Linked DNA regions of Homo sapiens: region 2 is linked to region 1. Evidence: read pairs that join two places in POLR2A ChIA-PET (ENCODE). Cell type or tissue: OCI-LY7. All regions are shown on one strand. Links, peaks and the distances in the headings refer to the core of each region. The heading gives the core; the rest is flanking DNA.

The links. Peaks named below come from ENCODE experiments on the same cell type or tissue, not always from the same donor. Only the 100,000 strongest peaks of a DNase experiment are listed, where the experiment ranks them.
Region 2: POLR2A ChIA-PET joins it to region 1 with 7 read pairs; 4 of 35 experiments call an interaction of 5 or more read pairs at or near these places.

Annotation. Positions count from the first base shown.
Region 1 is chr2:207,617,184-207,621,452 of GRCh38, forward strand. The region is part of intron 3 of METTL21A (methyltransferase 21A, HSPA lysine); the gene reads right to left. Among named protein-coding and RNA genes, the nearest start is that of METTL21A, 6.1 kb to the right of the region's middle. RefSeq lists an enhancer at 2,630-2,719. In OCI-LY7, for the core only: no CTCF peak of the experiment used is centred there; DNase peaks (open chromatin) are centred at 2,638 and 2,898; H3K4me3 peaks cover 1,538 bases; H3K27ac peaks cover 2,025 bases.
Region 2 is chr2:207,790,057-207,794,755 of GRCh38, forward strand. No RefSeq gene overlaps it. Among named protein-coding and RNA genes, the nearest start is that of FZD5, 22 kb to the left of the region's middle. In OCI-LY7, for the core only: no CTCF peak of the experiment used is centred there; no DNase peak of the experiment used is centred there.

The DNA.
Region 1 (4,269 bases), core at 1,768-4,267:
CAAACATTCGAGCACATACTATGTGCTAGAGATACAAAGATGAGGAAGAAAGTCCTTACCCACAGCTCAAAAGTCTCATGTGGGAGAGACACATAAACACAGTTGTGATGCAGTGTGGGAAGAAAAATAATAGAAACATGAGTGTGCGCAGGAAATCATGAGGTCACAAAGGAGAAATTCTTCAAGAGGAGCAGAGGTCAAAGAAAAAATCCCAAAGGAAGGGAAATCTGAGCTTACGCTTAAAAGATGAGGCATGAACCAAGGAAAAGGTGTGAAGAAAGGGCATCCAAGGCAGATGGGACAGGCCAGAGCAGGATGTGTGTCCCAGGAACTTCATGCACTCCAATCTTGCTGAGAAAAAGTGAGGCTGAAGAGTCAGGCAGGATGCGATAACAAAGCCTTACTAAGACGCCTGGGATTTAGCCTGCAGGCAGGCAGTGGGAAGGCAAACAAGTGTTCAAGCACAGGTCATGCCATCAATTTTGCATTTCAGATGGGCCACTCTGACAGCTATTGAGAAAATAGGTTTAAAAAGACGAAACAGAGGCAGACAGGCCAGGTGGAAGAGTGATGTGATCATGCAGGCAGGTGACAGATGATGAGAGCTCAAGCCAGGCAGTGGGAGTGGACAGAGAGAGACAGATCCAGGAAATAGTTAAAAGACGGAATCAGTGGGACTCCAAGGGGTAGGGGAGGTAGACGGGGAGTCAAGGAGTTGGGTGGGGGCGGTGACTACTTAGAAGGTGATGCCAACTCAGAATAAAGGAGGAAGAACAAGTTTAGAAAGAAAAGAGTTTGGCTTTAAACAGATACCATTTGAGGTGCTGGGAAATAGCCAGGTATAGATATCCAGCTTTCAGTTAAACACACAAGCCATAAGTTCAGCTGAGATTTGCACTCGAATTACAGGAAAATCAAAGACAGTATCTTCCTCAGCATTATATTTCAAGACAGTGGTCCCCAGCCTTGGCTGGGCATCAAATCACATGGGAAACTTTTAAAATTCAGATTCCCTGACCCCATCCCAATTTACAGAATCCTCCTATCTTCAAGATGGGGTGTTTTTATTCTATGGATACAGCAGTTCCCTCTTATCTGCAAGGGATATGTTCCAAGACCCCCAGTGGATGCCTGAAACCACAGATAGTAACAAACCCTGTATATAAGATGCTTTTTCCAATATGTATATACCTATGGTAAAGTTTAATTTCTACATTATACACAGTAAGAGATAAACAATAAATAATAAAACAAGATAATTATAACAATATACCATAATAAAAGTTATGGGTGGATCACAAGGTCAGGAGTTCAAGACCAGCCTGGCCAAAATGGTGAAACCCCATCTCTATTAAAAATACAAAAAAAAATTAGCCTGGTGCAGAGGCAGGTGCCTGTAATCCCAGCTACTCAATGGGCTGAGGCAGGAGAATCGCTAGAACCCGGAGGCGGGGGCAGAGATTGAAGTGAGCCGAGATCGCACCACTGCACTCCAGCCTGGGTGACAGAGTGAGACTCCATCTCAAAAACAACAACAACAACAAAAGGTATGTGAATGTGGTCTCTCTCTCTCTCTAAAAAATATCTTATCATACTCTAGTCACCTGTTTTCAGACCAAGGCTGACAGTGGGTAACTGAAGCCAGGGAAAGTGATCACAGGTGAGGGGGGACTGCTACAGTTCCAAGTACCATAAGACCAGGGAGATTTTCAAACTAAGAACGAGGATTTGAGAGTCAGATTGGATTCAAATTCTAAGCACAATCCATTAGCTTTGTGACCTCAGGCAAGTTACTTACCCTCCAAGAAGCCTCCCTTTCACCACTGGAAGGGCGCTATAAGTAGGTAAGGCCTACTTACCATGCAGGGTGACTGTGAGAATGAAAGGGTGTAATGCACAGTCCTCAGAACACAGGAACTACTCAGGAATTAGCAGCTGGTTTTTAACAGGAAAGTCTCATCACCCTATATTAATATCTACATAGCACCGCTTTTTTTTTTTTTTTTTAATCTTCTTTCTTTACCTCTACCCACTAAACTCAGAACGTAAGCTTCCGGAGACACCTGCCAGCCTGTTTATTGCCCCATCCACAGTGGACCGCCAGGCTTCTGGTGGGTTCTCCCCAAATTCAGGAATAAATGACTAAGGTTACAAAAAGAGAATATACTTTAAAAAGAATAATAATTAATCTCTTCCTGACATTTCAAAATCACTACCTATTCTAGTACTCACTGATTCTATTTTGAAGAGACTAACATTTTCTTACCCTCAGGCTCCAACAGCAAAACTTCTCCAACCTAACACTTTGTAGTGACTACAAATAGTGAGTATGAAAATCATACAGTAGCAGAGAAATGCTTATGACATAATGTGAAAACATCATTTGTATAGGTGTGTGTATACGGATACACAAAACACACATACGCAGACATATATATTTACATATATATAATCATAATTACAACTATGATTAAAAATACAGATGGAGAGAAACAAAACATACCAAAATGCTAATGGTAACTCTGGTGGTATCTGAAATATCTTATTCTGACTTTCCCAACCCCAGAGAACCAGATTGCTAGATCAGAAAAAGCAGTTACTCAGAGAGTAATCAACACTCGTGGAGCACTTCCTTTGTGTCACTCAGTGAGCCAGCAGATGTTATACACGCAATCTCATTGGTTCCTCACTGTGGAGTAAATATTACTATTATGCACAATGTACAGATGGGGTAATCAATGTTTAAAGGTTAAGCAACTTGCCCAAGGTCACACGACTAGTAAGAATGAAAAGAAATGTCAAAACCAAGTATAACTAAGCCTATGCACTTTGCTACACTAACATGTCTATACACCAGCCAAGAAAGTTTTGCATGAAGCCCTGGTTCTCAGGAGGAAACAGAAGAAACCTCATTTCCCCTTATAGTAACTCTTATATCAGCAGAGAGAGAAGTTGGTGTTACAGAAAAAAATAAAACAGGCCAGGCACGGTGGCTCACTCCTGTAATCCCAGCACTTTGGGAGGCCAAGGTGGGCAGATCACCTGAGGTCAGGAGTTCGAGACCAGCCTGGCCAACATGGTAAAACCCCATCTCTACCAAAAATAAAAAATTAGCTGGGCGTGGTGGCACATGCCTGTAGTCCCAGCTACTAGGGAAACTAAGGCAGGAGAATTGCTTGAACCCGGGAGGCGGAGGTTGCAGTGAGCCGAGATCATGCCACTGCACTCCAGCCTGGGCAACAGAGTGAGACTCCATCTCAAAAAATAAATAAATAAAATAAAATAAAATAAAATAAAATAAAACAACTAACTGTGTCTAACAAGCCTGGTTTTGAGTCCCAGATCTCCAGTGATCAGGACTTCAGAAAGTAGCTTCATCTCCCAGAATCCCAGCTTTGTTTGAAAAATGAAAATTAAAAATAATACCTAACATACACGGGAATGTTCTAAGGCTCACCTGAAAAGAATAAAAGGCAGTGTACCAGCAAGGGCTTCATCGATGACTTAAGTGCTGTGGTTGAAGACGGACGGAAACCTCTGTCAATTTACACAGACTTTCAACCACCACCCCTGCCCATGCTCCCTGTCGAATTTTGGAAAGCAGCAGCTAAGCAGAAAAAGAAATAGTGAAAAAGTATTGGGTTTCTGGAAAACAGGCAGGACAAAAGAGGGGCTTTAGCTGGTCCTCAAATATCTGTAGACAATGCGATGGGTTTAGAATACTCTGGAATCCTGGATCCTTCCTACCCAAGTGTAGTCTGAGAACCAGCAGTGTCGGCATCACTACTGACATTTCTACTGCTTGTTAGAAATGCAGGTTCCCAGGCCCTGGTCCAGCCCTGCCAAATCAGAATCTGCATTTTAACAAGAGCACCAGGTGACAATATGGAAGTGATAAACATTATACATTGTATCTTGAAAGCTGGTCTACCCTTATGATTAGATAGCTTGAACTATATATGTCAGAAGTTATAGAAATGAGTCAATAGTCAATAATAAAAATAACAATGAAGCCTAAAAATGCTCTAGCTCCAAGCCTCAATTAATGTGTGTATACCAAATTTTAAAATGACAAACTTTGATATCAAGTCAGAACTGTATACTGTTCATACAATTTTAAAAATAAGAAGTCAGTACAAACTATAGTGGGGGCTAGCCCTCCCTACAAGAGAAAAACCAGCAAAGTTTCCTCAGCAATGAAGAAAAGACTATCTGCTCTATCTCCCTCACAGGGTTAAATCAGATAGTGTATGGGAAAGAAAGCCCCTG
Region 2 (4,699 bases), core at 1,468-3,967, 170 kb after region 1:
CTATTTACTAGCAATTGCCAATCTGGAGGGCTGAAATTCTACCTTGTTTTCCTTTTTTTTTGAGACGGCGTCTTGCTCTGTTGCCCAGGCTGGAGTGCAGTGGCAGATCTTGGCTCACTGTAACCTCTGCCTCCCAGGTTCAAGCAATTCTCCTGCCAGCCTCCCAACAGCTGGGATTACAGGCACGCACCAACATGCCCGACTAACTTTTGTATTTTTAATAGAGACGGGGTTTCGCCATGTTGGCCAGGCTGGTCTCGAACTCCTGACCTCAAGTGATCCTTCTGTCTCAGCCTCCCAAAGTGTTGGGATTACAGGCATGAGCCACCGCTCCGGCCTCTTGTTTTCCTTTGTATCTCCAGCATGTTGGCACTCCATGAATAATTGTTAAGTGAATAGATGGCTGAAAACCTCCCAACAGAGGTGTAGGGGATGAGGAAAGAAATAAGTAAATACAATGGAATACATGGAACAGTTAATGGCATATTAAGGAGACACAAATTGAAACCCCGGAGGTCATGTAGTGAAAGATGCTTGTTTAATATTTCAACAAGCTCCTCTGAGCTCAGCCCAGTTCCTACCCTCTTCAGAAAGCCTCTAGGCCTTGGGCCTCAGGCTATGGCATTTGGGGTTTCCCTGGAAAAGTGCTCTCTATCAGTGTGAATATCAGTCTACCCTGTTGTGAGCAGGACAGAGTGGAGCAGGGAGAGGGGCAGTTGAAGTTTCTACCATATCCCAGGAACATCAGGAAACCCCCTGCTCTGCAGAATCAGATGGACTCCCAGAAGGTTGGGAGTCCCATCTGTGGAGGTCTTTCACACCAGCCCACTGCCCTTCTGGAATAGGGGAGGCTTTCTCCCCAAGACACAACAACTTGTCACCACCATGGCAAGGAAGGTTCTACTCTCCAGTGGCCAAGCACATGGCTAGAAAATCTGTCTACAAAAACCTGAACTTGTCTTGAGGTCTCCCTTCCTCCACCAGTTGAGAACTCTCCCCTGGTACTATCTCTCAAACCAGTGCCTCTGGCCACATTCCCAGCCTTGCCTGGTCCTGTCCAGCCACAGCTAGAGCCTCCCGGCTAGCCTCCCACCCATCAGTGTCCCTTGTGCTCCAGTTTTTCCACTCCCCAGCCAAATCCTCATCCCTAACATCATGAAACCTGGCTTTTATGCAGCACCCCTAAGAAGGCAGGGTCTGGCTTCTGTGCCTTTCTCAGAGCCTGCCCTGGAGATTAGCATGTAATCACTGTTAAATAAAAGGACAAAACAATCACTGGATTTGCAAATTGAACAATTTGCTATCCAAGGTCTTCCTTATGGAATAATTCATTGGACAAGTACTATCAAGTGCCAGTGATATGCCACGCACTGTGCCAGATAAACCTGAAGGACAGGGTCCCTTAAATTCATGGAGCTCATGATCTCTGATCCATATCTAACACTTCCCTAAACAAATTATTTTCACAGCTCCCCAAAAACATCCATGGATCGTTCTTTACTTTTATTCAGTGCAAATGTTTATTTCAGCACCTATGATGTACTAGCATGATGCTAAACTATAGCTTTTAATTTAGTCCTCAAAAGACTCCTCCAAGGAAGGTAGCACTGGCTCCACTTTGTACCTGGGGAAAATGAGATGAGGTAACTCCCAGTTCCACATCTGCCCACTAGCAAGTGGAGTCAGCATTCCAGCCCAGGCCTGCCTCTCTTAGCGTCCAACCCTGTCCTCCTGGAGCTCTATTACCTGGCAAGAAGTATTTGACCCTCCAGGGATGGGGGCATTCCAGTCCAGATAAACACCTGGAGCCTAGCAGGCATTCACTGGTGTGGGGGGTGGGGGGCGGGGGGGCAAGAGGGGTTGGGCGCGGTGGGGGTGGCTGGGGGAGCTGTTGCATTTGACTGGGGAACTGGAAATAAAGATATTGAGAGAGAAAACCGGGAGAGATGGGAAGTTGCTGTTTGCAGAGTTTCATGAATTGCTTATCTCTACATCCCCAAACCTTAGTCCTCAGCATTTCTCATTGTCACTTCTAATAACACATTTCCTTATTTTATTATGGGACTGCTTTATACATGTTGCTGAATGGAAGCTCCCTGAAGTGCCTGGATGTTAGGTGGCTTGTCCAAGCTCCCTTGGTTAGTAGTGGGCCGGGACTAGAATCCAAGCTTACTTTCCAGATTACATAGAAGGAGGTGCAGAAGACCGGAATCTCCTCCCCCTTCCCCCCCTCCCCCCACCCCCCCCCACCCCGCCACAGCTCAACTGTGAGCTGGAGGCTGAACAAAGACAGAACTTCCTGGATCTAGATGAGTCACTGGTTTGTTCTTCCCTAGCCACCTCCAGAAAGCCATGCTGAACATGCCATTTTCCTCACTTGGACTCAGTGGTGGGGAGCCTGACCACGTCTTCTCACCTCCAAGACGGGGCAAGGAGTTGGCTAATGGCCCAGCTTCATTCCTGGGGCATCTACCTTTGAAAATGTGTGCTCCTACTTGGAGCTCTTTAGCATGACTGCTCTCTTTACACATGAGGGGACTGGGGTCCTGAATGATTGACTCACCAAAGACAAAGTCAGTCCCAGGAGAAGCGAGAGCTGGCTGAGGTCTTACAAATCCAAGTTCCTGGTATCTCCTACTCTAAAATGCTGCCGCCTCCCATTCCAGCTTATATTTTCCCCCAAACTCTCTTTGCCTCCATTTTGTCCAGGCAGTGAATCTTGAGGTACTGAGTGACAGGAAGAATGTGGAAAACAGTCAGCTTTAATCCAGCCATTCTGCTCCTAGACATTCACCCAAGAGAGGAAAAACACCTATCTTCAAAAAGACTTAGACATGTTTTTTTTTTTTGTTTTTTTTTTTTTTTTTTTTTTTGCTGTGTTTGTTTTTTAGAGACAGAGTCTTGCTCTGTCGCTCAGGCTGGAGTGTGCAGTGGTGCGATCTCAGCTCACGGCAACCTCTGCCTCCTGGGTTCAAGCAATTCTTCTGTTTCAGCCTCCTGAGTAGCTGGGATTACAAGCGTGTGCCACCATGCCCGGCAAATTTTTGTATTTTTAGTAGAGATAGGGTTTTGCCGTGTTGGCCAGGCTGGTCTTGAACTCCTGACCTCAGGTGATCTGCCTGCCTCACCCTCCCAAAGTGCTGGGATTACAGGCATGAGCCACCGCACCCGGCCTTTCTCTGTATTTTTATTTGTAATAATCAAAAACTGAAAACAGTCCAGGTGTCAACTGACAGATGAATACGCAAATTGTGGTAGATCCATGCAACAGGTTATTACTCATCAATAAAAAAGAACAAACTAGCCGGGCGCAGTGGCTCGTGCCTGTAATCCCAGCACTTTGGGAGGCTGAGGCAGGCAGATCATGAGGTCAGGGGTTCGAGACCAGCCTGACCAACATGGTGAAACGCCATCTCTACTAAAAATACAAAAATTAGCTGGACGTGGTGGCCCACACCTATAATCCCAGCTACTCGGGAGGCTGAGGCAGGAGGATCGCTTGAACCTGGGAGGCGGAGTTTCCAGTGAGCCGAGATCGCGCCACTGCACTCCAGCCTGGGCGACAAAACAAGACTCTGTCTCAAAAAAAAAAAAAAAAAAAGGAACAAACTACCGATCCATATGACCGCATGAATGAAGCTTAAGAAATTATGTTGAGTGAAAGAAGCTAGAGACAAGAGTACATGCCATATGACTCTGCTTACACGATGTTCTAGATCATGCAAAACTAGAAATCAGGTCCATGTTTGCTTGCAGGGGCTGGAAGGATAGGAAGATGCACAGAGGACAGAAGGAGAAGACGATTACTTGGAAAGGGGCATGAGGAAAGTTTTTTGGGTTCATCTTAAAAATGTTCCATATCCTGCTTTTTGGGTTTTGTTTTGTTTTGTTTTTTTGAGACAGAGTCTCTCTCTGTCGCCCAAGCTGGAGTGCAGTGACAGGATCTCGGCTTACTGCAACCTCTGCCTCCTGGGTTCAAGCAATTCTCCTGCCTCAGCCTCCTGAGTAGCTGGGATTACAGGCTCCCACCACCATGAACAGCTAATTTTTTGTATTTTTAGTAGAGACGGGGTTTCACCATGTTGGCCAGGCTGGTTTTGAACTCCTAACCTCAGGTGATCTGTCTGCCTCAGCCTCTCAAAGCACTGGGATTACAGGTGTGAGCCACTGTGCCCAGCGAAAAATGTTCCATATCTTGATAGGTGTGTAGGTTACACAGATGTAAGCATTTGTTAGAACTGACCAAATTGTACACAAGATCTGTGCACTTGGATATCATAAGTTCTAACTACATTTGAAAGATGGGGGAAAAGGTAGTACATGACTGTTGCAAAACTATATAGAAGTAAAGAAGTAAGCAAAAATTATTCCTTTTTGGGGGGCGGGGACGGAGTTTCACTCTTGTTGCCCAGGCTGGAGTGCAATGGCACAATCTCAGCTCACCACAAACTCCGCCTCCTGAGTTCCAGCAATTCTCCTGCCTCAGCCTCTGGAGTAGCTGGGATTACAGGCATGCGCCACCACGCCCGGCTAATTTTCTATTTTTAGTAGAAATGGGGTTTCTCCGTGTTGGTCATGCTGGTTTCTAACTCCAGACCTCAAGTGATCCGCCCACCTTGGCCTCCCAAAGTGCTGGGATTACAGGCGTGAGCCACCGCACCCGGCCAGCAAAAATTATTCTTATTTCCCCATATTCAAA